Regions from separate parts of the Homo sapiens genome. Here region 2 is linked to region 1. The links are chromatin loops, found by intact Hi-C in ENCODE. Cell type or tissue: CD14-positive monocyte. All regions are shown on one strand. Links, peaks and the distances in the headings refer to the core of each region. The heading gives the core; the rest is flanking DNA.

The links. Hi-C counts contacts between places; a loop is a spot of excess contacts. Peaks named below come from ENCODE experiments on the same cell type or tissue, not always from the same donor. Only the 100,000 strongest peaks of a DNase experiment are listed, where the experiment ranks them.
Region 2: a loop joins it to region 1, with 3 times the contacts of the local background. A loop is called at or near these places in 3 of 110 quality-filtered maps.

The regions. Positions count from the first base shown.
Region 1 is chr20:48,897,825-48,913,497 of GRCh38, forward strand. No RefSeq gene overlaps it. Among named protein-coding and RNA genes, the nearest start is that of ARFGEF2, 16 kb to the right of the region's middle. In CD14-positive monocyte, for the core only: CTCF peaks have their summits at 7,408 (motif pointing left) and 7,607; a DNase peak (open chromatin) is centred at 7,377.
Region 2 is chr20:48,780,391-48,796,063 of GRCh38, forward strand. The region is part of intron 1 of PREX1 (phosphatidylinositol-3,4,5-trisphosphate dependent Rac exchange factor 1); the gene reads right to left. Among named protein-coding and RNA genes, the nearest start is that of PREX1, 40 kb to the right of the region's middle. RefSeq lists enhancers at 1,395-1,444, 2,865-2,954, 8,029-8,088, 8,669-8,728, 8,829-8,928 and 3 more and a silencer at 9,808-9,907. In CD14-positive monocyte, for the core only: no CTCF peak of the experiment used is centred there; DNase peaks (open chromatin) are centred at 7,561, 7,881 and 8,481; H3K4me3 peaks cover 2,659 bases; H3K27ac peaks cover 5,000 bases.

The DNA.
Region 1 (15,673 bases), core at 5,174-10,173:
CACCTGCCAGATGTGACGTGCCCCAGGGGATCCCAGACAGGCCCTGTTCTCTATTCTACCCACACCTACTCCCTAGGGATCCCATTTGGGCTCTGACTTTGAAAATCTCTGTATATGCGGATGACTCCAAATTTGTATCTCTGCCTCTTCACTGAACTTCAGGCTCCCCTTGTACATCCAACTGCCACCTGACATCCCCACCGGTCCAGAGTGGAGACTGGGATCATGCCCACAAATCTGTTCCTCCCACAGGCTCCCCATCTCAGTAAACGGCACCTTCATTTTTCCCATTGTGCTGGCCAAAACCTTGGAATCATCCTGGATTCCTCTTTTTTTCCCACACTCTACCTCCAATCCATCAGCAAATCCTGCTGGCTCTGCCTTCAAAATGTACCCAGGATCCGAGGATCGCTTGAGCCCAGGAGTTCGAGGCTGCAGTGAACCATGACTGTGCCACTACACTCCAGCCTGAGCAACAGAGTGAGACTCTGGCTCTTAACAACAACAAACACACACACGTGTACACACACACACACACACACACAAAACAGCCAGGCATGGCGACTCATGCCTATAATCTCAGCACTTTGGAAGGCCGAGGCCGGAGAATCCCCCGAGGCCAGGAGCTGGAAACCAGCCTGGGCAACATAGTAGACCTCATCACTACAAAAAAATTTTTTTAATTAGCCAGGCTGGGCAGGGTGGCTCACACCTGTAATCCTAGCATTTTGGGAGGCCAAGGCGGGCGGATCACTTGAAGTTGGGAGTTCAAGACAAGCCTGGCCAACATGGTGAAACCCCATCTCTACTAAAAATACAAAAATTAGCCAGGCGTGGTGGCGGGAACCTGTAATCCCAGCTACTTGGGAGGCTGAGGCAGGAGAATCACTTGAACTGGGGAGGCAGAGGTTGCAGCGAGCCAAGATTGTGCCATTGCACTCCAGCCTGGATGACAAGGGTGAGACTCTGTCTCAAAAAAAAAAAAAAATTAGGCATGGTAGTGCATGCCTGTAGTCCCAGCTACTTGGGAAGCTGAGATGGGAGGATCACTTGAACCCAGGAGTTCGAGGTTGCAGTGAACTATGATCACACTATAGTACACCAGCCTGGGCAACAGAGATCCTGTAGCTTAAAAACAAAAATGTACCCAAGAGCCAATCACCCTTCACCTCATCCACCTCTGCCCTACCGCAGGGCCAGGTCATCACATGTCTCACCTGGACTCTAGCAATCACCTTCTCCCTGGTGTCTGTGTCCCATCCCTGCCCCGACAGTCTATTCTCCCACATTGCCTGAAGGATCCTGTTAGCACCCAACGTCAGGTCAGGGCTTTCTTTACTCAGAGCCTTCCACGGCTCCCAGCTCACCCAGAGAGCAGCCATAGTCCCCACAATGGCCCACGGGGTCCTATAGGACATGTCTCCTCCCCATTGCCTCTCTGCCTTCACCTCCTCCCACTCTCACCCTGGTTCCCTCTATTCCAGCCATACCAGCCTCATGGCTATTTCTTCAAAACTCCAGTCACACTCTCACTGCATGGCTCTTAGACTTTCTGTTCCTTCTGCTGAAATGCTCTTCCCACACCAACTTCCTTTACCTCCTTCCATTTTTTTCTCAGTGAGACTTTCCTTGCAAACCTACTTAACATTATCCCCCCAACACTTCCTACCTCTTTCTTTTTCTTTCTTTTTTTTTGGAAACAAAGTCTTGCTCTGTTTCCCAGGTTGGAGTGCAGTGGAGCAATCTGGGCTCCCTGCAACCTCTACCTCCCGAGTTCAGGCAATTTTCGTGCCTCACCCGCCTGAGTAACTGGGACTACAGGCACACACCACCATGCTTAGCTAATTTTTGTATTTTTAGTAGAGAGACTGGGTTTTGCCATGTTGGCCAGGCTGGTCTCAAACTACTGGCCTCATGTGATCTGCCTGCCTCAACCTCCCAAAGTGCTGGGATTACAGGTGTGAGCCACCGTGCCCTGCCCTTACCCCATTCTCTGCTTTATTTTTCTCTAGAGCACTCATCTCCATCTACCATGCTGTACATGTTACATATTGTCCTGTTCACTGTCTGTCTGCCTGCACTGGAATGCAAGGAAGAGATGAGGACTTGCTCCCTGGAGTAGCCCCAGCACCTAAAACAGTAACTGACACATATCTGTTAACTGAATTAACACAAACTAAGCCAAAAAAAAAAGGACTTGTTGGCTAATAGACCTGAAAAAATCTGGGACTGGGATAGCTTCAGGCATGGCTAAATCCAGGAGCTCAATACCATCAGAACTCATTCTTTCCATGCCTTGGCTGTGTTTTCCTCTGGGTTAACCTCACTCACAGGCTAACTCCCCAAGCATGGCAATTGCAGCTCTTTCCCCTTTTCCCATTATTCCTGCAGGATTTCAAGTCTCAAGGGAACAATTTGGGTCATGTGTCTATTCCCAATCACTGTGGCCAGAGGATGGACAGCTCTAAAGGGCTGAAAGCCCAGGAGGCAGCCAGGGGAGTGTGAACCTTCCAGAAGCTTTTCTGATGGCCCCACTCAGCAACTCTGCCTCCAGCTCATTAGCCCAAACTCGCTGGTCATTCCCAGCTTCAAGCACCTTTGGGAAAGTGGAGGCTTTATCTTGCCAGCCTCCAAAAAGAGCAAAAGGCAAGGGGAAAGGGGTTGTGAAGAGCTTTTGGGTGAAGAGTACAGTACTTTCACAGGCTCCTCCAACCTCGAAGAACAGGGAGAAAGGAATTGAGGACAAAAGTCAACACGCCTCAGGCAAACCATCTTATGCAATTTTGCCCAAGGCTGCAGTTTCAGTTCAATGAAATCCTACAACCACTCACTGGGCAATAATGCCATGCAAGGTTTTTCTATCTTGGCACTACTGACATTTTGGACAGAATGTAATGATTCTGGGCCGGGTGCGGTGGATCACGCCTGTAATCCCAGCACTTTGGGAGGCCGAGGCGGGCGGATCACGAGGTCAGGAGTTCGAGACCAGCCTGACCAACATGGTGAATCCCCCGTCTCTACTAAAAATACAAAAATTAGCCGGGCGTGGTGGTGTCCGCCTGTAATCCCAGCTACTCAGGAGGCTGAGGCAGGAGAATCGTGTGAACCTGGGAAGCAGAGGTTGCAGTGAGCTGAGATTGCACCACTGCACTCCACTCCAGCCTGGGCGTCAGAGCTAGACTCCATCTCAAAAAAAAAAAAAAAAAAAGAATGTAATGCTTCTCTGTTGTGGGGGCTAGCTATCCTGTTGATTGTAGGATATTTCACAGCATCCCTGACCTCTAACCCTAGACCCCATCCCCAGTCATGACAACCAAAATCATCTCCTAGACATTGTCCAATGTCCTCTGCTGGGCAAAATAGCCCCCAGTTGAGATGCACTGCATTTCTACAGTCTAAGTTCCATAAGAGCAGGTTGCCTGTTTGCTTTACAGCTGTGTCTTCCGCACGTAGCACAATTTCTTGGCACATAGTAGGTGTTCAATTAATAGTTCTTGAGTTGCATGAATGAACAAATGAATGAATGCCTGATGCAGTGCAGTACTGGGGTCCACACAGTGAAGAACACACAGACCTTACCCCCAAGAAGATCAAGATCTAGTAGAAGCCCCAAAGTGTTTCCAAAATGGGGAACCTTCTGTCCCTCTCAGTGACATGTCACAGGAACTCACAAGCTAGCAGGTCAGAGGCTATGCCACCAAACCACAGTGGGCTTCATGCGCTCTGCAGACATAACAGCCACGGTCAGGCTTACAGTCAACAAGGGAACCAGAACAGTGAGGCCAGCTGGGTGGTAGGCCCGCTAGAAAAAATTTAATCCCTTTGAACCCATGAGCAACAATGTGATGTGTCGTTTTCTTTTTCTTTTTTCTTTCTTTCTTTCTCTCTCTTTTTTTTTTTTTTTTGTGTGTGTGATAGGGCCTCACTCTGTCACTCAGGCTGGAGTGCAGTGGCATAATCATAGCTCTTCGCAGCCTCAACTTCCTGAGCTCAAGCGATCCTTCCACCTCAGCCTCCCGAGTAGCTGGGGCAATAAGCATGCACCACCGTGCCCGGTTATTTATTTGTTTATTTATTTATTTATTGTAGAGGCAAGATCTCACTATGTTTCCCAGACTTGTCTCAAACTCGTGGCCTCAAGAGATCCTCCAGCCTTCGCACCCCCGAAGTCCTGGGATTACAGGCATGAGCCACCACCCCAGCCTGTTTTATTTTTCTATTGAGATATAATACACATATGTCAAAATTACCCTTTTAAAGTGTACAATTCAATGGTTTCTAGTATATTCACAGAGTTGTGTAACCATCACCACAATCAATTTTTGAACATTTTCATCACCCCAAAGGACACTTATACCGATGAGCAACCACTCCCATTTAACCCCTCCTCCCATCCTCTGGCAGCTGCCACCTGCTTTTTGTTTCTATACATTTGCCTGCTCTGGGCATTTCATGTAATATGTGGCCTTTTGGGTCTGGCTTCTTTCATTTAGCATCACGGTTTCAAGATCTGTCCATATTGCAGCATGTATCAAGGCTTCACGCCTTTTTGTGGCTGGATAATATCCCATTGTATGGATAGACCACACTTCATTTATCCTTCCATCCATCCATGGACATTTGGGCTGTTTCCACTGTTTGGCTATTGTGAATAACGCTGCTATAAACATCCATTTTTTACGAGATTGTGTGTGTGTACCTTGTACCATTTTCTTGGGTGTATATCTGGGAGTGGAACTGCTGTGTCTTATGGCAATTTGGTGTTTCCTGAGGATGGCTCTGCTTTGAGGACTGTGCTGAAAATGGTGGGACAACAGTTTCCAGCCTCTTGGACTTCTCAAAGGCAGTAAAAATTCTTAAAAATAAAATGAATGATTGGGCAACCGAAATAAGATGGTCTACTTTTTATATTGCCAAGTAAAGACTACAGGATAAAATAAAATTAAAGAAATATTTTTTCCATTACTTCACAGTAAAAGAACATTTTAACCACCAACATCACTACCCCCAAAAAGGAAAGGAGATTAATATATTAACATAAATGGTAGTTGTTTAAGTTTACTTTCATGAAAATTTCACTACATGCCTGTGTGTTCCCCCATAGTACCAGGAACTGATAAACAAAGAAGCAAACGACCTCCTCACCATCTACAGTCTAGCCAGGTGATGGTGGGGGGGGGGGCGGAGAGAGAAAGAGAGAGAGAGAGAGAGAGAGAGAGAGAGTGTGTGTGTGTGTGTGTGTGTGTGTGTGTGTGTGTGGTCAGAGGATGTCGGATGTCAGATATCCCAACTCTAAGGAATTCTGAGATGTGTAAAAGGGATTGTTTTGCCCAAAGGAGGTTTTCAGGCTCTGAAAAGAATAAAATCCCAGGATAACTGCTTTAATGGAGGCACAAGCAACAAGAGAACCCCAAGACAGAAATTAGTTCTGATTGGCTGGGAACGGTGGCTCACACCTATAATCCCAGCACGTTGGGAAGCCGAGGCGGGCGGATCACATGAGGTCAGGAGTTCAAGACCAGCCTGGCCAACATAACGAGACCCCATGTCTACTAAAAATACAAAAATCAGCCAGGCGTGGTGGAGCACACCTGTAGTCCCAGCTACTCAGGAGGCTGAGGCAGGAGACTTGCTTGAACCTGGGAGGCAGAGGTTGCAGTGAGCCGAGATCACGCCACTGCACTCCAGCCTGGGCGACAGAGTGAGACTCAGTCTCAAAAAAAAAGAAGAAAGAAATTAGTTCTGATCATGGGAAAACCAGGTGAGTAGCAATGATCTCAGCAGGCTGAGATGAATTCTATGCAGCCACAAGTCTGGGAGATAATGTTTACCAGACCAGAGAGAATCTGTAATTCCTACGGCCTTGGTACCTTCAGGAATAGAGAGATTCTATTGCCAAATAATGACTTCCAGGTGGTGCATTAATGACAACAGTGGGTAGTTTTGGTCCCCTCTGCCGCTGGGCCCAGGGGACTCTGGGAACCATCACCCTTGGTGGGATCTGGCTTGGGAGTTGGCCCTAAATCGCCTGCCATGGGAGCGGGTTTAGAGGGGAAGCAGTGGCCCCCCAGGAGGTCAGGGGTCCTAGAGTCATCTAGAAGAACAACAGAAAGAAATACCTAGGGCAGGTCAGGCGCGGTGGCTCACGCCGGTAATGCTAGCACTTTGGGAGGCCAAGGTGGGCAGACCAGCTGAGGTCAGGTGTTTGACACCAGCCTGGCCGACATGGCGAAACCCCGTCTCTACTAAAAATACCAAAAAAAATTAGTTGGGCATGGTGGTGGGCGCCTGTAATCCCAGCTACTGGGGAGGCTAAGGCAGGAGAATTGCTTGAACCCGAGAGGTGGAGGCTGCAGTGAGTCATGATCGTGCCTCTGCACTCCAGCCTGGGCGACAGAGCAAGAATCTATCTCAAAAAAAAAAAAAAAAAGGGCCAGGCACAGTGGTTCATGCCTGTAATCCCAGCACATGGGGAGGCCAAAGTGGGAGGATCACGAGGTCAGGAGCTCAAGACCATCCTGGCTAACACGGTGAAACCTCATCTCCACTAAAAATACAAAAAATTAGCTGGGTGTGGTGGCACGTTCCTTTAGTCCCAGCTATTCGGGAGGCTGAGGCAGGAGAATCACCTGAACCCGGGAGGCGGAGGTTGCAGTGAGCCGAGAAGGCGCCACTGCCACTGCACTCCAGCCTGGGCGACAGAGCAAGAAAGAAAGAGAGAGAGAGAGAGAGAGAAAGAAAGAAGAGAAAGAAAGAAAAGAAAGAAAGAAAGAGAGAGAGAAAGACCTAGGGCAGCAGACACCAGGCTTTGGTCTGTGAGGCTCTGATACCCCGCCCCCCACAAGCTGCTGAATGTCCTTGGAGAATGAGAGGCGAGGGGATGGGAGGCAATGGGGCTGAAATCACTTCTAGGAAGGAACTACCCTCTGTGCTTTCCCATCAGGCAACTGAAGGAGCAAGTTCCCGGGGCTGGAAGCACAGCAATGAGAGGGAAGCACAGAGGTCACGGGTGACAGTGGGGAAAACGAGGCAGCAGTGGAAATGTATCAGAAGCAAAATGTGCTGGGTTTTGCCTAAGGCTAGCAATGCAAAACAAATCAGGAAAGTCCCCTGGACTTCGTGAGGTGGGCTCAGGCACACATGGAAAATTGTGGTGAGGGAGGAGATTTTTTCCTAATTAGCACTGAGGGATCCAATAAGCCAAACCTTTTTCACACATGACATAGCTATCAGATTTTATCCCGGTGCCAGGGAAGCTCACGAGAATGATTCTGAGACAAGATGATGAAGCCAAAATCTTTCCCCCGGCTTTTTTTTTTTTTTTTTTTTTTTCTAAAGTGTAAAACAGGACCAGGTGGTGAGTCTAGTTGAACTGCTCGAGCATTGGTGCTCTCTGGTGGCCAATATAGAAATTGCATTGGCAGCGGTGCAAAAGTTTTCCTTTTTATGAAAAAAGTCAGATAATCTAAGAGGTGTTGCAGAAGCTAGCATTGCTTAAGAGGGATGTTTATTGGAAGGTGTAATCTTGGAGTTAGAATCTTTAACATGCTTCTTCTGAAACCAGCTTTTCCTCGTTCTCTGTCTTGGTAAATGGCCTGACCACCCATTGTTCCCCAAGTAAGAAACGTGGGGGTCACACTAGACACCTACTCTCCCTCATCTTCACACTCAGGCAGTCCCTGAGGCTTGTGCCCTTAACTGTCTAAATTTGCCTTTTTCTTCTTCTTTTTTTTTTTTTTTTCCTGAGACGGAATCTCATTCTGTCACCTGGGTTGGAGTACAATGGTGTGATCTCGGCTCACTGCAACCTCCACCTCCCGGGTCAAGCGATTCTCCTGCCTCAGCCTCTGGAGTAGCTGGGATTACAGGCATATGCCACCACGCCCAGCTAATTTTTGTATTTTTAGTAGAGACAGAGTTTCACCATGTTGGCCAGGCTGGTCTCCAACTCCTGGCCTCAGGCGATCTGCCCACCTCAGCCTCCCAAAGTGCTGGGATTATAAGCGTGAGCCACCATGCCTGGCCTTTTTTCTTTATTTCTTTTTTCTTTTCTTTTCTTTTTTTTTTTTTAAAGTTTGGGTCTGCTCTGTCACCCAAGCTGGAGTGCAGTGGGTGACAGAGCTCTCTGAGACCTCAAATTCCTGGGCTCAAGCAACAGTCCCACCTCCGTCTCCAAAACCACTGGGATTACAGGTGCAAACCACTGGGATTACAGGTGCGAGTCACTGGGATTACAGGTGCGAGCCACTGGGATTACAGGTGCGAGTCACTGGGATTACAGGTGCGAGTCACTGGGCCCTGCCTACCTAGCATCGCTTCTGTCATATTCTGTTAGCAACACTCTCCAAAGCCCAACCAGTTTCAAGGGGAGGGGATGTAGACCTCACCTTTCAATGAGAAGAGTGTCAACGAATTTGTGGACTTTATTTCAAAACAGCCACAACAACTAATTCCTGATAAAAACTGAAAATATGACATAATAAGGCTTTAACCACCCCCACGTTTGTTTATGTGTTTATGATCTGTTTCCCACGCTACAAATTAAGCTTGATGAGGGTAAAGACTTGGGCATTTTGCCCACTGCAGTGTCCCTGAGGCCAAGGACAGGGCTGAAGAATTACACGGTGATTAGATCAGAGGAAATATCACCGTCTCCCCTCCTCCTGTCTATTTTAGGCCAAAGCATCCTTCAACATCCAGCTCACAGCTCTTCTCCGTGGTCTTCTAAACTCCAGTTTTTCTTTGCCTATTCACCTGAGGGTCACTTTGTGCTATACTAAGTTGTCACGTCTTAAATTACAGCATCCAGTATTACCAGTTCAGCTGCTGGAGCCTGACACCCTGGACCCAAATCCCAGCTCTCATGTGAACCAGCCATGTAACCTTGGACAAGAAACCTCAGTTTTCTCTTCTGTTAAATGGGGGAAATATTGGGGATTTTGTAAGGATTCAATGAGCCAATTTAAGTAAAGCACTCAGAACAGTCCCTGGCCTATAGGAAGCACCAGAGAAGTAGTGTTAGCCACTATTGCCTCTTGTATCTCTGCATTGTAGGGTTCTTTATCCATCAATTTTTTCTTTCTTTCCTTCTTTCTTTCTTTCTTTCTTTCTTTTCTTTCTTTTTCTTTCTCTTTCTTTCCTTCTTCCTTCTTTCTCTCCTTCCTTCCTCTTTCTTTCTTTTTCTTTCCTTCTTCCTTCTTTCTCTCTCCTTCCTTACTTCCTTTCTTTCTCTCCTTCTTTCCTTCCTTCCTTTCTCTCTCTCTCTCTCTTTCTTCCTTCCTTTCCTTTCTTTCTTTCTTTCTCCTTTTCTCTTCTTCTCTCTCTCTCTCCCTCTCTCTTTCTCTTTCTTTTTTTTTTTTTGAGTCAGAGTCTCACTCTGTCACCCAGGCTGGAGTGCAGTGGTGTGATCTTGGCTCACTGCAACCTCCGCCTCACGGGTTCAAGCGATTCTCCTGCCTCAGCCTCCTGAGTAGCTGGGATTACAGGCATGTGCCACCACACCCATCTAATTTTTGTATTTTTAGTAGAGACGGGGTTTTGCTATGTTGGCCAGGCTGGTCTCCAACTCCTGACCTCAAGTGATCTGCCCGCCTTGGCATCCCAAAGTGCTGGGATTACAGACGTGAGCCACCATGCTCAGCCTCTTTCTTTTTTGAGATGGAGCTTTGGTGTGTTACCCAGGATGGTCTTGAACTTCTGTGCTCAAGTGATTCTCCCACCTAAGCCCCCCGACCAAGTAGCTGGACTGCAGGCATGAGCCACCATGCCTGGCTGTATTTTCTTTTCCTAAACCGCTTTATCAAGATACACTTCACATACCATAGAATTCACCCATTTAAAGTGTACAATTCAGTGGCCTTCAGTATATTCAGAGTCGTGCAACCATCACCACCATCTAATTTGGGAACATTTTCATCATCCTGAAAATGAAAGCCAGTACCCATGAGCATTTACTCCTCATTTCCCCCTCCTCCTAATGCCTGACAACCACGAATCTACTCTCAGTGTCTGTGGATTTGCCTATATCCATGGTATTTTGTTTCTTGCATCCTTTCATCTTTGTCTTGTTTTCTGCCTCCCAATAATAATAAACCATAAGACCCTGGACACTCTGTCCTCTCTTTTGTGTCCCTTCCTGGACTTCAGTGAGTGATTCACCTAATGGGCATCTGCTGATCAAGTAATACACTGGCCCTTTGACTGAGAACAAGCACAGAGCATCTACAATGCATCGGGTAATATTCCAGGTGCTGCATATACATTAACTCATATGATCCTTACACAGAAATCCATGACACAGGCACTGTTATTATCCCCACCTGACTGATAGGGAAACTGAGACAGGAGAAGTTGAGTACCTTGCCAGAGTGACATAGCCAGCAAGGAGGCAAAGCCAGAATTCAAACCTGGACATTTATGCCTGGAGTCTGCACTCCACCACTGCACCACACTTTCTCCTGTGAGGCCAAGTGGATGGGCCTTCATTTGCGAGCAGTTCCAGGAAACCTGCACGGGGGCTGGGAAAGAGCAAGGTGGAAGCTGCTGTAGATGCTCCCCCCACCAACCACCACCAGCCAACTACGTCCCTTAGTATTTCACAGCCTTGTGTAGCTCCTCAAGTGTGTATTCTGGACTGCTCTAGCAACTTGATTTAACCAATAGAATGTAGTAGAAGGGACGCTGTGCCACTCCAAGTCAAAGCCTAAAGAAGGCCTGGCAGGGCACAGTGGCTCACATCTTTACAGTACATTGGGAGACCAAGCCAGCTGGATCCCTTGAGCCCAGGATTTTGAAACCAGCCTGGGGAACATAGTGAGACCCCATCTCTATGAAATTTTTTTTTTTAAATTAGCCAGAGTGGTGGTGCACTCCTGTAGTCCCAGCTACTCAGGAGGCTGAAGTGGGAAGACTGCTTGAGCCCAGGAGGTCAAGGGTGTAGTGAGCCATGATTGCACCACTGCACTCCAGCCTGGGTGGTAGAGTGAAACCCTGTCTCAAAAAAAAAAAAAAAAATCCTGGTGGCTTCTGTTTTGTCACTTTTTAGAACTCTGAGTCACAATGTAAGAGATCTGGCCACCCTGCTGAAGAAACCACATAGGAAGAGGCCCTCAGTCTACACAGGGAGCGCTCCAGGTATCCCAGCTATCCCAGCATTTTGGCTGTCCCCCCTCAAAGTCCCAGACATGTGAGTGAACCATTGCAGACATTCTAGCACAGTTGAGCTCCCACTGATGACCTCAGATTTAGTTAAGACCACATGCAGCAGAAGAGCCGCCCAGCTGATCCTAGTCAACCCAGAGCATGGTGAGTAATCATCAACTATTGTTTTAAGCCACTAAGGAGTAGACAGTCAAACAGCAGTAGATAATCAAAACAAGGAGTAAGACCACTTCTGTGGACAGAAGACCCATGAAGGGTCTGACCTCATGATTCCACAGTCTCCTGCTGACTCAAAGAAGAGGGTAGAAAGCTAATCAGAAGAGCTGAGTGTCTGCTCCAGCCAGCAGCTGGGGTGCAGATTCATGACCTTCACTCAGCTGGTCAGATGTGTTGGCTCAGGACTTTGAATCTGGAGTAAGCAACACAAAAGACCAGGAGGTTTAGACTTGTTCTGAAAGGAGTGGTGGTGACATCTGACTAGCATCTTGTTTCCAGTGGCAGCCCCTGAGGCAAGGCCAAGAGTGGGGATGCAGCATCCAGCCAAGACAGCAACAGCATCCTTTCCAGAATCTTCTTTGGTGCAATTTCTGAACCCTTCACATCCCTCATTTTCCACCTATTTTCTGAGCCTGATTCTCCAGTCTTCTGATTCATTTTGAAAAAGACTCTCATCATTCCAGGAAAGCACTTTTGCAGCTGAAGTTAGCAGTAGTTTGTGTATTGATTGGGTTTGTTTGCATGCAACAGAAAACTCCCAAACAACTGTGGCTTAAACAAGATAGTTGATTTTCTCTTTGTGAAAAATGTACAGAACTCAGCAGTCCAGGTCCCACCAGGTCTTCAGAGACCCAGTATCCTTGTGTCTTGGTGCTCTGGCTCCGCTCCACGTGGCACATTGCCTCAGGGTCTAAAATAGCTGCCCAAGCTCCAGCCATTGTGTTCACATTCTGGCCAGGAGAGAAGAGGAAAGGTTAAAGAAAAACATGCCCCTCCCTTTTTAGGAAACCACTTGGAAGTCCCTCCTAATCCTTTGCTTATATCTCATAGCTAGAACTTAATCACAAGACCACGCTTAGGTACAAGGAAGGCAGGAATGAGCAGTCCTTAGCTGAGCGGTTAGGTCCTCAACTAAAAATAAGAGTTATGTTGCTAAAGAGGAAAGAAAGAATGATGCTGAAGGAGGCTACTGGAGATCTCTGCCTGGGTCTGCCTCTGCTGTGTTCAACCAAGAACTCTGCATGGGAGAGCCAAGCCAGACTGATGCAAGGCAAGTGAGCTCCAAAACTGGGGCTTCACCTGGGAGGGTTCTTGGCTTTACCCAGCAGAGAATTCAAGGGCAAGTCAGTGGTGTTAGACAGCAACTTTTATTGAAGCAGCAGTGTACGGCAACAGCAGAGGTACTGCTCCTTGCAGAGCAGGGCTAACCCCTGGGCATAGGGGTTGTTGGCAGCTGTATTTATATCCACTTATAATTATATGTTAATGAAGAGGCACGTTATCCAGAACTTTCTGGAAAAAGGGTGAGGAGTTTCTGAAACCATATAAAGTAACTTCCTGGCTGTTGCCATGGCATTTGTAAACTGTCAGGGTGCTGGTGGGAGCGTCTTTGTGCTAACGAGCAGTGAGGGCAACTAGAGGTCACTTTCTTTGCCATGTTCTGTTTCTTCACTGCATCCTGTTTCAACCAGATCCTGCTCTGATGAGCTGGGTTGCTATGGTGGTTGTGATCAGTGCTCGGAAAACAAGTCCTGCTGATTTACCTCAAGACTGCGAGATGGTGGCCACGGGAGAGGAGGGACCCTGACAATGCCTAATCACGTTGACCCAGCTGGCTCCTCTCTTAATTTTCTCCAATTCTTTTTTATTTTTGAGATGGAGTCTCACTCTGTCACATAGGCTGGAGTTCAGCTTACTGCAACCTCTGCTTCCCGGGTTCAAGCGATTCTCCTGTCTCAGCCTCCCAAGTAGCTGGGACTATAGGCACCCACCACAATGCCTAATTTTTTGTATTTTTGGTAGAGACGGGGTTTCACCATGTTGGCCAGGCTGGTCTCGAACTCCTGACCTCAGGTGATCTGCCTGCCTCAGCCTCTCAAACTCCTGGGATTACAGGTGTGAGCCACTGTGCCTGGCCTTCTCCAGTTTTTTTAAACCCTTCCACCTCATTTGTCTTAAACTCCCACCAGCACTTCCCTGACCCTGGATCCCCTCATTTTCCTGATCCATTTTCTATCCAAGGAAAACCCACAGTCCCAACCCACTTCCTGGCCAGTCTAGCTCCCATGCCTTTATACATGCTGTTCCTTTCACCTGGAAGGGCCCTCCTTCTCCCTGTGGCTTATCTAAAGGTTACCTGTGAGGAGCATTTGTCATGCTTCTTGGCCACCCAGTATCTTTTGTTTGTTTTTTTGAGACTGAGCTGGAGTGCAGTGGTGCAATCACTGCTCACTGCAGCCTCAACTTCCTGGGCTCAAGCAATCCTCCCACTTCAGCCTTCTGTGTAGCTGGAACCACAGGTGTGTACCACCGCGCCCGACTAATTTTTTCATTTTTTATAGAGACAGGGTCGAGGCTGGTCTCAAATTCCTGGGCTCAAGCCATCCTTCTGCCTCAGCCTCCCAGAGTGCTGAGATTACAAGCCTGAGCCACCGTGCCTGGCCCCCGCCTCAATCTTTAAAGCCGGTAATGTCATTCTGAAGGCTCCCTTGTTAAATAAAAAATAAAAAGCCAGTAACGGCATCACCCCAACCTCTGCTTCTGTCATCATATCTCCTTCTCTGACCCTGACCTCCCTGCCTCCCTCTCCCTGACCTCCCTGCCTCCCTAAGTACCCCTGTGATTACATTTGGCCCACCCAGATAATCCAGAATAATCTTCCCGTCTCAAGAGTCTTCATTTAATCCCATCTGCAAAGTTTGCCACGTGAGGCCACGTATTCACAGATCCTAGGGGCTCAAGATACTGGAATCTTTGGGGTCTAATATGAATCTGTCCACTACAGTTAGGTTCCCCAGAAGCACATCCTCAGACAAGGATTTGGGTGCAAATGGTTTATTTGGGGGTGCTTCCAGGAAGCAGCAGTGGAAGAGTGGAGAAGTGAAACTGGGAAGGGAAGGAAGCCTGAGGGGGTCATCCAGCCAGACACCTCTGCGGGCACCTGAGGCTGAGTCCCCAGGGCACCTCTAGGAAACTGAGCAGAGAACCCTACAGCGCTGTCTGTTCTTCCCTGTGGGGCTTTCCCCAGGCTGTTCACCATCTGGCACTTCTGGTCTGCCCCGTCTTGGCTGAACACACATCTGCAGCCAGAGACAGCACTCAGGCCTAGAGTCTGGCATATTTAAAACCAATAAAGTACCGAAACAGTGTGTAGCAGACACTGTTGGTGCCCCCAGCTGTCTGCCCTGGGCACTCACTTCTACTCACTGGAGGTAGCTGCTGTCTGAGGGCACCTGCTATGTTCTGGCCCTGGGGCTCTAGGGGCTGGCAGTCTGAGTGCAGGACCAAGTGTCAGAGTTAATGTCCCTAGAACAGCCCTTATGCAATGGCAGATGGGAACCTGGCGAATGAACATCCCAGCTTCCTAATCCCTCAGCTGGGGTAACTCAGACGGGTCTACATTGGCTCCCCAGCTCCCCAGTGGGGTTGAACTCTGGTGCCCTCGGAGGTCACCAGCTGGTGTCACACCTGCATTGGCTGCCTTCCCTTCTCTTCCCTGCTCCATCCCACATCCCTGCTGATGGGTCCTGGGATCACCACCCAAATATATGGGAATCCCTGTCATAGGGTTGTCTTTTGGGGGAGCCCAAACCAAGACACAGGGACAAAAATAAACCCCACAACTTAAACCACACAACTGCGGTGTGTTACATATTTACATTGAAGAAATTCACATTTTTTTAGTGCAGCTGGACACAAAGAACACAAATAAGCAGAATATAATTTACATTATAAATTACATGCTGGTAGATTCCCTGAGGTCAGGAGTTCGCAACCAGTCTCTACTAAAAATACAAAAAAATCAACCAGGTGTGGTGGCGGGCACCTGTAATCCCAGCTACTCGGGAGGCTGAGGCAGGGGAATTGCTTGAACCAGGGAGGTGGAGGTTGCAGTTAGCCAAGATAGCGCCACTGCACTCCAGCTTGGGCGACAGAGCAAGACTCTGTCTCAAAATACACACATACGTAAATAAATAAATACATAAAACACACATGTACACACAATGCAGCTATATTATACATACACACACACATGCTGTCTCCTTTGTAGAGAATTCCAAAAGTCTATATTTGAGGCTCCTCCTTCATATGAGGCCCAGCCAAATGATGCTTCTGCCTCGAATACCCCTCCTAGCCCTGACCTCAGAATTGAGGGGGTTGTATTTGAGTTTTGTCTTAAAGTACACATGGAAAATACACATTTCAGGCCGGGTGTGGTGGCTTACTCCTGTAATCTCAGCACTTTGGGAGGCTGAGGCGGGCAGATCACTTGAGGTCAGGAGTTTCAGACCAGCCT
Region 2 (15,673 bases), core at 5,412-10,411, 120 kb before region 1:
GAGGACTGCTTGAGACCAACAGTTCAAGACCAGCCTGGGCAACACAGCAAGACCCATCTCTACCATCTCTACAAAATAATGTTTTTTAATGTTCAAAAAAAAGAGAAAGAAGAAAAAAAATAGAGGAGGCATGTCAAAAGGGCACGGGGTCAACCAGAAAGAACTCCTAATGGCCAAAGTTGGGACAACTTGAACAACAAAATAAATAATGACAATACTGGTTTATGATAATATAAATAATGGAATGAATCAGGGAGAATTCTTTTTACACAAGGATTTTAGTTAATAAAAGTAGGAGGAGTGAAGGAAATAGAAAGCCACGACTGGAAGACCACAGTAAGAGCTATCACAGGCCAGACCCACCGGTGGATGCTAAAACTAGTGGGCAAAGGTTCAAACAAAAACAGGGTATTTCCACAGTCTCAAAGAATCTCCCCCAAAATGTCTAGTAATTACAAAGGAAAATTAGTAACCTCACCATGGAGTATCCTGGCTTTCACCATCTTAATTAAGTGTTAACATCTCCCCTTGAACATATCAACATCACATGCCCCCTGATTAAAATGCACAGAGAGGGGCACATCGCTCCTGGGGTATCCCTCCTAATTACGCATAAGCTCAAGTCCAAAGTGGCAGACAGTCTACAAAATACCTGACCAGGACTCTTCAAAAAAGTGTCAAGGTCATGAAAGGCAAAGAAAGACTGGGGAACTCTCACAGATTACAGGAGACTAAGGGGCCATGCTATCTAAATGCAACATGGTGCCCTAGGTTGGATCCTGAAAATAAAAAGAACGTTTGTAGGGAAACTAACAAAATTCTACTGAATCTTATAGTTAATAGTACTGTATCAAGATTAATTTTTTCTACTACAAAGAAGTACTTTGTACTTAGGTAATTATACTACAGTAATATAAAATGTCAACGTAATGGGAAGCTGGGTGAAGGATGTACAAGAACTCTGTACTATATTTGCAAGTTTTCTGTAAGCCTACAATTATCTCAAAATAAAAAGTTTCTTAAAGCCCTGTGCTGACCAAACCAAATCACCTACTGGCCAGACAATGCACAACTACACAAGGAATGTGACTCATGGGCCACAATGGTGCAGCCCCTGGCCTACAGCTGACACCCCACTCCTCCCCAAAAGAAGACCCAAGAAGAACTCTGAACTTGGTGCAGAGAAGAGTCCCCAAGTCAGACACCCCCTGCCTCATCCCCCTAATTTGTTTTTCATGGCCACACCAAGAGTCTATAGCTAGAAAAGCACACAGCCTGGTTTGAACCCAGGCCCTGCCACAAACTCACTGTGGAATCCTGGGTAAGGGACTCCCCCTTCCTCTTCTGAAAACAGGGAAGGGGTCCACCTCCAGGAGCTATTATGAAGCTCAGATGAGAATGTCTAGCTATGAATTTGCTACGAATTTGCATGCCCTCATGACCCAGTCACCTCCTATTAGGCCCTATTTCCTGTTGCATTAAGGATTAAGTTTCCAACAATTGAACCTTGGGGGACACATTCAAACCACAGCAACATGTTACAATTGAGGAAATGGAGGCCCACAGATTTTAAATGACTTACCCTGTTACAGATGGTGATGAATTTGTACTATACAAAAATCAGGGGAGCCAATGCTCAGGAGATTTGGACTCTGGGACCACCTGTGCCTTGACCTGGCCACAGATGTCTGGCAAGTCCTTCTCCTGCTGAGTCTCAGGGTCCTCATGGGTGACTCAGTCAACAATTAGCAAAGGAAAAAGTCAGGCTGGGTCACTGATATTGTTTGGCTGTGTCCTCACTCAAATCTCATCTCGAATTGTAGCTCTCATAATTCCCATGTGTTGTGGGAGGGACACAGTGGGAGATAATTGAATCATGGGGGAAGTTTCCCCCATGCGGTTCTCGTGGTATTGAATAAGTCTTACAAGATCTGATGGTTTCATAAAAGGAAACCCCTTTCACTTGGTTCTCATTGTCTCTTGCCCACCTAAGATATGCCTTTTGCCTTCCCCCATGATTGTGAGGCCTCCCCAGCCACGTGAAACTGTGAGTCCATTAAACCTCTTTACCTCTATAAATTACCCAGTCTCGAGTATGTCTTTATCAGCAGCGTGAAAATGGACTAATACACCCATATATCCATTTCTATGAATATGTCCTGTTAAAGTGGTGAGAAAGTCTCATTAAATGTAGAGGAAAGGTTTGGGATGGTCTGGCTTAAAATAATGGCCGGCCAGGGAAGGTCTTCTGAGAAGGGAAAATTTGAGCACAGAACTGAAAGCATGATGAGGAGACCAAGCCAGGGGCAGATCTGGGGAAAGGACTTCCCAGGTAGAGGAAACAGCACAGGCAAGAACCTAGAGGCCGGGCTGTGTTTAGAGGGTCCATGGAGCAGCAGGCTCAATAAAGGATTCTCGCTCTCACTGCAGTGTGATGAGGAGTCCCAGGAGGGGCATCACAAGGGAGAAGAAGTGAACAGGCGAGTGTCATAGTCTAAGGTGGGGTTAGCAAGATCGCTCTGGTTGCTGTGGACAAAAAGGACTGTAGGAGGTGACGGGGCTACAGCAACAGGCCAAGCAAAAGAGGAGAAGGCCTTAAACCAGAGTGCTGGTTAACAGCACAGCCTCCGGAACCAGGTTGCCTGGGTTTACACAGCGCTGCCACTCACCAGCTGCGTGACCTTGGGCAAGAGACTTCACCTCTCCGAACTTCAACATCCTCATTTGTGAAATGAAAAAGAAGGATACATGCCTGATATGGTTGAATGAAGACTAAAGAAAATACCATTTGTAAAGTGTGTGAAAGAGGAAATGTCTGTTAGATGGGGTGGTGGCAGAGAGGGTAGTGAGGATGAGAGGCTTGGAAGGCAGAACAATGAGACTGGCCACTGGATGGGATGGTGAGACAGAAACAGAGGATGGAGAGTGACTCCGAAGTTTTTGGCCTGAGCAAGTGGAAGAATGGAGGTGCCATTAGCTGAGATGAGAGAGAGAGGGAGGAACCAGTTACAGGGGCAAGATGAGGAATTTGGTTCAGCACATGTGTAGTTTCAGGTGTTATTTTAGATCCAAGTAGCAATGGCAAAGAGACAGTGGCCATACCCGGGTGCAATCCAGAGGTGGGGATGGTACAAAGGACACAAGTGACATCACCAGGAAGAGAAGAGGCCCACAGGTGGGGGCTGGCACCCCCAAACCATCGGAACCCAGGAGGCAGAGGAGAAATAACAAAGGACCTAAGCAGATGTACGGGAGGAAAACCGAGAGCCCACAGCACCCTGACACCGTGTCTCAATCATACCCTGCCTGTCTCAGGAGTGAGATTGGTCTCGACTACTCAGCAGCATCTCCCAGAACAAAGACACATCTTAAAATGTTTCTTCAGTATCCACTTCACCACTACCTGTTACCCAAGTACCCCAAGGAAGAAAAGTCATTGTCTTCAAAATACCCCAAATGAGCTGGCCACTTCTAAAGTGATTCCTGCTCAAACAGCTCACCTGCTAATGTCCCCTCCATGTCTTTATGGATCTCACGCTCCTGAATATACCACAGTCACAACACAAGGTGAACGGAAAGCAAATCAGTTGCAAAAGGAAACTGCAAATCCTGCAAAAGATGCAGGGTTTTATGACATCAGTGAAAGTGATGCTGGAGAACCACAGCTGGCTGCCAGGCAAAGCTATAAACAAATAAAGACCCAGGAGTCGCTGGCTCACAATGAGAGTGAAGAAAGCCCAGGAAGACCACATAAGAAGTTCCAAAGGAACTTTTCTGACCATCAGAGAGTGCACAAGAAGTCCAAAAACGGGCTCCAGGGGTTTTGCAAAATGACTCTTTATCATCATGCTATAAAGTGAAACCTTACATGAATGATGTGGCATCGTGTAATCATTTAATTTTATCAGAAAAATTACACATACCCCCAACAGTAAAAAATAACACTTGGTTCCCTCCTTGTTGATTCTAAGAATTCATGCAATGTTGTTATTACATTCTAAATACAGTTACTGACGGGATAAAATTCCACCTATTTTTAGGATTGTGGTTTTCTTCTTCAAAGTGAAGGACTCATCTAGACTCTACCCCCGCCACCCCACATTCTCAATATTGCTATGTTAGGGCCCATTTTCAATGAGTTCTCAGCAGCAGGCCTCATTTTGGTAACAATTATTCTGTGACAGTGAGGCCGTCCTGATCTGCACACTGCTGGACCGAAAGGCCTCCCCCTCTTCCCTAAAGAAGCCCCTTTTCTGGGGGTCAAGAAGCCGACCTGCCCACAGGAACTGGGAGCCCACCAGAAGAGAAAGGCAAGTGGGCGACTGGGCATGAAACCTTGGGAATTAAATGTCCTGGGTCCTCCTGACCCCACCTGAGCCCACAGCAGCTCCTTCCCACTCCACTGGCTGGACAGAAGCAGCCACAGCTCCCTGTGTGTAGCCAGCAGACCCTCCCTTGTGCAATCTCATTGAAGTATATACTTAAAATGGGTAGGTTCTTCCAGATATCATTTCTATTTCTTTCTCTCTTTTTTTTTTTTGAGACCGAGTTTCGCTCTTGTCACTCAGGCTGGAGTGCAATGGCATGATCTCGGCTCACTGCAGCCTCCATCTCCCAGGTTCAAACGATTCTCCTACCTAAGCCTCCCAAGTAGCTGGGATTACAGGCACCTGCCACCACACCCACCTAATTTCTGTATATTTAGTAGAGATGGGGTTTCACCATGTTGGCCAGGCTGGTCTGGAACTCCTGACTTCAGGTGATTCGCCTGCCTCAGCCTCCCAAAGTGCTGGGATTACAGGCGTGAGCCACTGCACCCAGCCAGATATAATTTCTATTTCGATGAAGCATATTTTTTTAAAGTGCTGATCTGCCTGTCAGCCTACTTCCTGCCTGGGGTCTCCTCTGACAAGCCCACAGGAGGTTTACCAGCAGTGGCTGCCCCGCTCCCACACCTGTGATGGGTGGCAGCCAACACCAGCCCAGAGGACACCTTTAGGGCCCACTCATCGAAGCTGCAAAGATGCTGAGCGCCACTGGTACCTCCACTGCCATCCATTCTGCTCAAGAAACTGGCTTTGGGTGGGACCCCCTGGTGGTGCCAAGGCTTGGCTCCAGCCACTGTGACCACCCAAGGTTCCCCAAACTCATCCACAGAGCCTGGCACCAGATAGCAGAGCGGCCAGCCAGGGCTGAGCTCAGGCCTCATCGCTGATGTTCGGACTCCAGGGACACCCCCTCTCACCCTACAGAAGTACCTGTCCCAGCTGGCCAGTCTCTTTGGGCTTTTACCTCCAACCTTCAAGATGTCACCACCTCCACCGGTGCCAGCAGCCCCTCTGCTTTCCCTCAGTAAGCCTGTGCACTCAGAGGGTTTTGATCCAAGGCATCAGCAGGAAAAAAAAAGTGCACCAATGTCCCCAAATTCATTCCATAAATACTGACGAGCCCCCATCATGTGGCAGGCGGTGGAGACGGAGGGCACAGGAAGACAGAGCTTACCTCTAGCAAAGGGAGACAGACAACACAGCAGCAGGCAAAGCCACAGGGCAGAAAGAGCCGGGATGGATGGGCCGGTGCCTTCCAGCAGGGGGTTCAGAAAAGGCCATGAGGAGGGTCCATGAAGACAGTGGGGCCTGAGCGGGCTCATGGATCACAGCAGGAAGAGAATGGGGCTGGGCTGGACCCGAGCATCTGAGGAGCAGCCAGGGGCCAGGATGGCTCTGGGCAGAGAAAGGGGGTGAGTCGGGGAGGTGAGGTCAAACCTGGAATCTAGGCCTGAACAAAACTCCCTGGGAGGGGTCCTGGTGGCATGCTGGGGGCGGGGGGTGGTAAGCAGCTGGACCCCCTTGGAGGACAAATAAGCAACAAATCTATTTGCCTCCTTTCAGGGCATGTAGGTTTTGGACTTTCTAAAGGGCTAGGCAAACCTACCCTTGGGGACCCATCCTACAGAGACCCTAGAACCTGGGCCCAAGACATGACCAACAAGGAGACTCAGGGAGAGGAGGGAGAGCAGGAGAGAAAGAAAGTGGCGGGGAAACGGGATAGGGTAGAAAAGGGAGGATGGGGGCCGGGCACGGTGGCTCACGCCTATAATCCCAGCACTTTGGGAGGCCGAGGCAGGTGGATCACCTGAGGTCAGGAGTTCGAGACCAGCCTGGCCAACATGGCAAAACCAGATCTCTACTAAAAATACAAAAATTAGCTAGGTGTGGTGGTGCACACCTGTAATCCCAGCTACTCAGGAGGCTGAGGTGGGAAAAATCGCTTGAACCCGGGAGGCAGAGGTTGCAGTGAGCCAAGATCATGCCACTGCACTCCAGCCTGGGTCACAAAGCAAGACTCTGTCAAAAAAAAAAGAGAAAGAAAGAAAAGAAAAAAAAGAGAAGAGTAGAAAAGAAAAGAAAGAGAAGGAAGGAAAGAAAAAGAGAGAGAGAGAAAGAAAGAAAAAGAGAGAGAGAAAGAGAAAGAGAGAGGAGGGTAGGGAGGAGAGGAAAGGGAGAGGTGGAGGGGAGGGAAAGAGGAGGAGGCGTGGGAAGGACAAGAGGTCACAAGGATGCGACTCCTGACCCTCCCAGCCCCCCCTCCCCACAACACACTCCAAGAACCTCTCAGAAGCCCCCTTGAGCATAAGATGCTGATGACCCTCTGGGGACCCATTCTCTGGGCCTCACTGGTGGCTAGAAACGTCCAGCAAAGGCTGCGAGAAGCGGGCTGGAAGGCCATTCCTGACACCCTCCTTCCTCACCATGGTGACGGGCGACAGTGCCCACCGCCCCTCAACCCTGGCCCTCCCTGAGGAGGCCTGGGGAGGATTCTTCCTTTTAGCCCTGGAAACAGACCCTGACACTCGTGTCTGCTTCCCCCGATCCCAGGACGACACGGCACTTATGAATACATAAATCTCATAATCATGTAAAAGCTGGCTCTGTCTAGTGATTTCTTTTCAAAGACATCATAAAGGTCCTTTATAAACAAACAAAAAAAAAAAAGAAAGAAAGAAAAAAGGCTGATTCCAAAACATCACACATTACAAGTGTTTGAAGGAACAGCGAATGCCCGCTGGCAGCAAACAGCCCCCGGCCAGCCGGGGTCCACAAGAGAATGTTTCAGAGGCCTGAGCACTCTCGAGCTCATTTACTCTCTCTGCTGCTCCCCACATTATGGATTTATGTAAGCAGGACGACGAAAACCCTCGTCTTCCCCCTTACATTAAAAAAAAAAAAAGCAACCATAAAACAAAAAACAAAACAAAACAAAAAAACATTTTTGCAAGGAATTTTATAAGCTGATCTGGAGAACAGAAGAAGGACTAAGGAAACCCCTAAAGAAGTCTGGTTGCAAAATGTTCTGAAAAGAAAAAACAAACTTTTAACACAGGAACACCCAATGATACATTTTTTAAGTCTAATTTTGAAAAATGATCAAAACACTTTTTTTCCCCAACATTACAAATTACAAGTGGCCACCAGATGCTGGAGGAGGGAAATATGGCTGTGGTTTGTTTTATCTTCTCTGTTTTTAAGAAACCTCAAAATTAGGGAAGTCACATATACACAAGCAAAGGCAAGGCAGGAAAACTGCCGATGTGGGAGCTAAACTTCACTTGCAGATGGCGGAGGCTTCGAGATTAACGCACCCAGGAATCAGCCACATCCAGCCCTAGAGCGGGGGACCATGAGAGAATGTGTGCAAACCCAAATTGAACTTGTAATTCACTTGATGGATTTAAAAGGCCCGTGGGAAGTTTTCTGTAAGCCGGGAACATTTTGCTGCTAAGAAAGCCCCACCACCCAGGGAACAGGCGGGCAGTGTCCTCGAGCCTTTTGCAGGATAGAGGCAGATGTTTGGAGATATGATGTAACCTGGGTGAGTGAATTCATTCAAAGATGAGTCATGAAAGCAGCCCTCAAATGTCCTTCAGAAATCTCAGTAGCAGAACACAGAGCTTGGACCCAAATGCCCACCTACCACCCTCAAACAGGAAGCTCCCCTCTTTCAAAGAAGCTCTGGCCCTGAGGATGATGGCAGGCTTCAGCTCTTTGGCCACCAGCTTCTATTCCCTCATTTTACCGTAAAGTACCCTGATGCTGCTTGAAAGGTGTTGCTCATCCCCCACCTGAGGCACACAGAGCACAGGATGAAGCCAATTCTTTGTACGTTGAGCCCCTAGATCAAACTCTACCTGAAGCTGTAGGTCTAGCTTCATGGGCTATTATACTTCTTCTCTTATATGAGTCTGACTGGTTTGGGTTTTCAGTCACTGCTATGGTTTGAAGGCATCCCCCACATTTCATGTGTTGGAAACAAATACCCGCTGTGGCAAGATTCAGAGGTGGGGCCTGTAAGAGGTGACTGGCTCATAAGAGGCTCTGCCCTCATGAATGAATTAATGCATTCACGGATTAACGGGCTAATGGATGAATGGGGTATCATGGGAGTGGAACCGGTGGCTTTGTAAGAAGAGGAAGAGAAACCTGAGCTGGCGTGTTAGTGTGCTCAGCCCCCCTGCCACGTGATTCCCTAAACTGCCTCGAGTCTCTTTAGAACCCCCAAGAACGTTCTCACCAGATGTGGCCCCTCCACCTGGGACTTCTCAGCTTCCATAACTGTAAGAAGAAAGTTTCTTTTCTTTATAAATTACCCAGTTTCAGGTATTCTGTTATGAGCAACAGAAGATAGACTAAGACACTCACTCACACATTGAGCCCCACCATGCAAGGATTAAATAAAACCCTGACTTTAGCTAGAACCTTCAAAGTTCGGCCATGTCTACCCCTTCCAAATAACCACCAATTCAGAATGGAACAAGTTCCTCCAATGTCATGGAAGGTTCCCAGCTTCACCCAACTTCACAGTGCGATCTACCATCTGCTTCCTCAACATCTCCATCCACCTTCATCACGGGACAACCTGCAGAGCCTCAGGCCCTGACTCTGCTCCTCACCACAGAGGTTTTCTGAGTAATAATGATGGTAATAACAACATCATCAACAGTCAGGGCTTGCTGAGAGCTCAGGATGGGCCAGTGGGCTTGCTCTAAGCACGTTCATATGGTTATCTCATTTAATACAACACCCTTAGCAGTGGGTATCATTAGTCTCCCCGTGCTATAGATAAGGGAGCGGAGTCACCTGCCCAGAGTCACACAGCTTGTCTGTGGCAGGGCCAGGCTATCAGCCAGCCCCCACGCAGCCACTTGAAATGAGTATTTTTATGTTGATATGAGTAACTATGGCTATCATATCAAAACCATTATTTCATGAACATTATTAAGCTGAGACTATAAAGTTTTTAAAAAGGGAGGAGGTTCAGATTGAGTAAAAATATTATATAGACAATGTTGTGACTGGTATTTGAATATTATACAAATCATAAGACTGATACTGAAATGAGTATATTGCAGGAAATACTGGACGGACAGATGAACAGACGGACGGATGACAAATGGATGGACAGATGGATGGACAGGTGGGTGGGTGGGGAGATGGATGGGTGATGGATAAGGAGGAAAGAAGAAGGGAGAAAAAGAATGAAGTGAAGAAGGGGAGGAAAGAAGGAGAAAAATGGGCCTGGCACGTAGTAGGTGCTCAACCAATATGCTGAATGAACCCATTAGCAAAGAAGTAGTAGAGTGCTGTAGTTAAGAGTGTGGGCTTTGAAGTCAGACTGCTGGTTCATGACTTGGCTCAGCCTTTCCTCGCTGAGGAACCCTGGGCATGTGACAAAACCTCTCTGTGCCCCAGTCTCCTGGACTGTGAAATGGGACAATAGGAACACTTCCATCAAGGCAGCCAGAAGAAATAAGTCAGTTAATGAATGCAGAATGCTCAGGACACAGCCGGATGCATCCTAAGTGCTTGGTAAGTGTCAGCTAACAATATGATGAGTAAGTTGTCAAATCCATTCTAGGGCTGACCCAGTCTAACCACCTCTCTATTTCAGAAGCAACCTCAAGTTCCACGAGCCTCCCCCGAAAGTAGGAACGGAAGAGAGGAAACAGAGGAACAAAAGGCTCCACTCTCCCCAGGCTCCAAGGAAAAAGGAGGGTGGAGGGCTGCAAGGTAATTTAAGAAGTTTAACAGGGAAAAAAAGTCTTCAACATGAGTGCGGAAAAAAAAAAGATAAATTCAATGGTCCAGGCTGCCTCTCGAGACAGCTAAATTCTGTTGTGCTCATTCTGCATGCTTCAGCTTTTCTTAGACTCTGAGGAGTTTTTGCCTAAATTAGAGCCTGCAATATGCTGAAGAGAAGAAAGGGAAGGTGAAGGGAGGCAGAGAAAGGATCAGGGGCCTGTTAGGCACGCCCTAGAGGAAGCCTGGCTGTTCCATCCACTCCAACACTGAATGCCGAGACAGTGAAAGTCAAATCCCAGCACCTTTCCCCACAGCCACAGCCACAAGCTGTGGGTTGCACCCAAGTCCCACAGCCCAGCCCTCAGTGCACTCAACACTTTCCCTGCCATATCCCAACATCCCCAGCAGCAGCCACCCAGATTCTCCAGAACATCTGCTTACCTCTACCCACCCTGTCCCCATCAGCTCCCACCCTCCCCAGTCAACTGAAACATTACTGGCTGCTCAGGTGACTGCTATCACCACCCGGGAACCCCAACACATATTTATTCCCAGGAATATGTGAGAGGGTGAGAGTGTGCGCATGTGCATGAATAATGCATACACTGTACTTATGCAAGGAGATATGCATGCAGAAAACGGCACCCCAGCTAGCTGACTTGGAACTGTGCAGATTCATGCACACACACACACACACACACTAATATCACTCCCTTCGGTAAACACAGACAGACAAAGCACACAGAAATAAATCGTTACCTTCGCGCTGCTGCTGCCAGATGGCAGAGCCTGGCATTGCTGTGTCTGCACGTCTGTGCATTTGTGTGTAATAATAACGGTGGCTGACATGACTGAGCTCCTACCACGTGCTGGACGCTGTCCTAAGTGCTGCATCAAACCCAGAGGAGGTGTTATTATTACCCGTTTCATAGCTGGGGAAACCAAGGCACAGAGGTCAAGTCATTTGCCCCAAGGTCACCCTGCTGGTGAGGGGTAAAGTCAAGGACTACAGAATAAGCACCCAATATGAGCAAGTCTCGTTTTATGACCCTGGGGGGTGACAGGGAGGAATCCCAAGATGACCAGCTGCCATGGGGGTCCTCAACAAGCCCACCGTCCCAGTGATGGGTCAGGTTTCAACACAATTGAAACGGACAAGAGCCAGAACTCCCCAGGAAAGAGGGGTGCCCAAGGTTCAGAAATGTTTGAAATCAAGTTCAGTGTCCAGCAAAGTCCTCACCACCAGCAACAAGTCAACCCGGGGGCAGAGTATGCAAACTGGCAACCCACAGGTTTGGCCCACAGTCATGTTTGGTTTGGCCCATGAAGTGTTTGTTAAAAATGTGATTGAGTTGCCAACTTTTAAAAATCGAGTGATTTCATACCAAAAACTCCACATTTCCTGCCATTGGAAAATGTCTTTAAGAAGTCAAGAGATCTGGCAATACCGGGCTCGAGTTCCCGCACGGGGACTGCTGCCTGGGGCTGAGAGGTGGCTGCTTGCTTGACATGGGACATGTGCTCCAGAAGGCACAGATTGGGGTTGGGGGCCTGCCTGTGGGGGCTCACTTCTGTGCCTCAGTTTCTTCATCTGTAAAACAGCTTCCCCATAGGACTGGTGTCTGGCACCCAGCAAGCACTCAATAAATGTTAAATAGCACTGCTGTCTCCCCAACATCCAAGGCCCAGGGCTTGAGGCATTGTTTTATAAAAATAAGAGCTAAGGCCAGGCGTGGTGGCTCATGCCTGTAATCCCAGCACTTTGGGAGGCCAGGTGGATCACCTGAGGTCAGGAGTTCGAGACCAGCCTGACCAACATGGAGAAACCCGGTCTCTACTAAAAACACAAAATTAGCTGGGCATGGTGGCTCATGCCTGTAATCCTAGCTACTCAGGAGGCTGAGGCAGGAGAATCACTTGAACCCAGAAGGCAGAGGTTGCTGTGAGCCAAGATCGCGCCACTGCACTCCAGCCTGGGCAACAAGAGCAAAACTCCATCTCAAAAAAAAAGGAGCTAACACACATCTAGCACCCGCGCTGTCCCAGGCTCTGTTCTGAGAGCTGTACTTTATGAACTCACTCAATCGTCCCAAGAAACCTATGAGACCATTCCTAGGTAAAAGCCCAAGAGAAATAAAAACTATCTCCATACAAAAACTTGTACACTCATGTGCATAGCAGTATTATTCATAGTAGCCAAACTGTCAAAACCCAAATGTCCATCAGCTAATGAATGGATAAACAAAATGTATATCCATATAATGGAATATGATACAGCCATAAAAAAGGAATGAAATTCTGACACATATTACAATGTGGAAGAAGCCAGATACAAAAAAAAAAAAAATACACACACACACACACACACACACACACACACACACATAGTATGATTCCATTTATATCCATTTATATGAAATGTCCAAATCTGTAGAGATAGAAAGTACATTAGTGGGCCAGGCATGGTGGCTCATGCCTGTAATCCCAGCACTTTGAGAGGCAAGTTGGGTGGATCACTTGAGGTCAGGAGTTCGAGACCAGCCTGGCCAACATTGCGATACCCCATATCTACTAAAAATACAAAAATTAGCCTGACATGGTGGTATGCGCCTGTAGTTCCAGCTACTTGGAAGGCTGAGGGGGGAGAATTGCTTGAACCGGAAGGCAGAGGCTACAGTGAGCTGAGATCGTGCCACTGCACTCCATCCTGGATAACAGAGCAAGAAACTGTCTCAAAATAAATAAATAAATACATACATACATAAATAAGTAGACTAATGGTTCCAGGGATTGGGGAAGTGGAATAATGGGGAGTGACTACCAATGGGTTTGGGTTGTTTTTCAGGTGTGATTAAAACGTTCTGAAATTAGAAGATAGTGACAGTTACACAAGCTTCTGAATATACCAAAAGCCACTGGAGTGGACACTTTGGGGAATTCCTTATGGCATGTGAATTATACTCAATTAAAAAATTAAAAAGAGAAACACCTATGAGATAGGCATTCTTGTTATTCCCATTTTACAGATGAGAAAACCAAGGTACAGAGAGATTAAGGGTAAAGAGATGTTCCTCTATATCCACATCGATGTTGAAAGTAGAGAGACAAAGTTAGGGGGAGAGGGTTACGTGATTTTTCCTGCACTGGCTGCTTTACCGGTCACAGCCATAGGGATCTGGATTTGCAACCCTTGCTCGGGCAAATCATTTACTCTCTCTGAGCCCGAGGCAAAGGCCAGACAGGAATGGCTTTTCTCTTAATCTTGATCCCTCTCGGGTCCCCAAGGACCCTACAAGTCTGGAGCATTACATGGAAGCATTACTTATTCATATGTAAGGGTCAGTTCTGGCCATTAATAAATGATGATTTTAACGACTCACAGTGGTCCACTCCCAGGGAAATGGGAAGAAACCATTCTGGGTTTTCTAGGTCCAAGCCCTTCACATGGCTGGCTCAGATGTCAAAGCAAGTGGCTCAGTAGCCCATCTCCTCCCAAGTGTCTGGCCAGGAGAAGAACCCCTTACTCACCAGGCAGAATATGACCTCACCGGGCTAAAGGATCCCCTCACTCACTAGAAGCCCCCATGGGACAAGAGGACCCCTACCCCACAGAGTGGGAGGACCCCCTTATGAACACCCCCATAATTTGGAGCAGCAGGCTCTCACTGAGCTACTGGGAGCTGCAAACGAGCCCCTCTAAACCAAGGCCCTGTCTCTGAGCACGGAAGGGACCTCAAGGTGCCCTGCACCTCATTCTCAGATGCAGGGACCAGCCTGTGAATGAAGTATCAGAAGCCAGACAGTGAGAGGGAGAAACAGAGGGAGATAGGGGCACAGAGAATGAGACTGAGACAGAAAAACAGAGAGAGGGAAGGCAAGGGGCGGACAGAGAGTCCTGAAGGAAGCTGGAGGCAAAGCTGGGAAGACAGAGCTAACCAGGACAATGAAAACAAGAGCTCTCTCTCCACTCCAGAAGGAAAGAGGCCAGGAGGCAGAGAGGAGGCCCAGCAGGAGCCTTTGCTTGGGGTCCTTCCCACACTGCAGGGCAGCACCAGTACTGCCCAGGAGCCCCCATCAGTGGGTGGTGGGGGTGGCTTCCCAGCCAGGCTGGAGCCTGCCAGGGCAGCCTCTGCAGAGGAGGAGGCCGGCTGGTCAGGCTGGGGGCTGGGCCGGGAAGTGCCAAGCACCCAGCCAGGTTGCCATGGCCACGGAGACAAAGAGAGGGGCTGAGGAGAGGCCCAGGGACAGGGTCCCTAAGAGGGGCCCCGGCTGCCTACAGTCCTCGGGGACTGGGCCTTGGATGTTGGGGAGACAGCAGTGCTATTTAACATTTATTGAGTGCTTGCTGGGTACCAGACAGCAGTCCTATGGGGAAGCTGTTTTACAGATAAAGAAACTGAGGCACAGAAGCGAGCCACTGCAGTATCTCATAGGGGTTTTTGTGACTAGCCTATGAGTTGATTAAGTGAAACTCTTTAGTACAGTTCCCAATGTATTGAAACCCTCACATGTCAACTATTATTGCAAAATGTCACCAAAAGTCAGGTGACATTGTTAATGTAATTCTCTTGCGTCCTTATCCTCAGTCACTAACATGACACCTGATGTGTCATGTATGTATTTGATGACCGGCTTACTGTCTGCCTCTTACCAGAGGGTTAGATCCATAAGGACAGGGGCTCGGGTCTGTTCCATCACCCACTAAACACTCAGCTCAGCCCAGAACTGTACCTGGCAGAGCTGGGATGCTGGTTCTGCCACGTATTTGCTGTGTGACCCAAGACAAATGACTCAACCCCTCTGAGCCTCCATTTCCTTATCTGTGGAATGGGAATACAATGATGATGACCTTGCCCACATACAGAGAGGCTCAAAGAAGGATGCTCCTGCAGCACTGCTTAGTACAGACCAGTGACTTTCAAATGAGGGCAATTTTGCTTGCCCCAACCCCCCACCCCTGAGGACATATGGCACTGTCTGGAGATATTTTTGGTTGTCACAACTGAGGAGGAGGGTGCTTTTGGCTGGTGGGTAGAGCCAGGGACGCTCCTAAACATTCTACAATGCACAGGATAGGATAATCCCCCACAACAAAGCCCCAAATGTCACTAGAGCTGAGGCTGAGAAATCCAGAAGAAAAAGAAAAAGGCAGGAACCACCAAGATGCCCATCAAGAAGGGAATGAATGTATAAACTCCAGCAGAATCGCCCTGCAAAATGGTAGGCAGAAGTCAGAAGGAAGGGCCTGAAACTGTGTAAAACAACATAAAAAGATTATCCAGACATACACATCCCATGAGCAAAGCCAGCTCAGAATGCTAGGTGATCCTACGTTTACCCTCAGGGACCCAGAATTTGAACCCAGGAGCTCAGCCCCAAGCCTACAGATTTAACCACCTGCTCCACCAGCCTCTGCTCTGTATCTTTTACCAAAACAAATGCACGTGCTCGAAAGCATGCTATGTCACTGCTGCAGGTTCACATCGATGTGTGGCAATGACATGAACAAACACACAGGGAAAGATCTGGAAAGCTGCACACCAGCCTATTAACAAGAGCAACTGGGGCTGGAGGCAACCAGGAACACGAAGGGG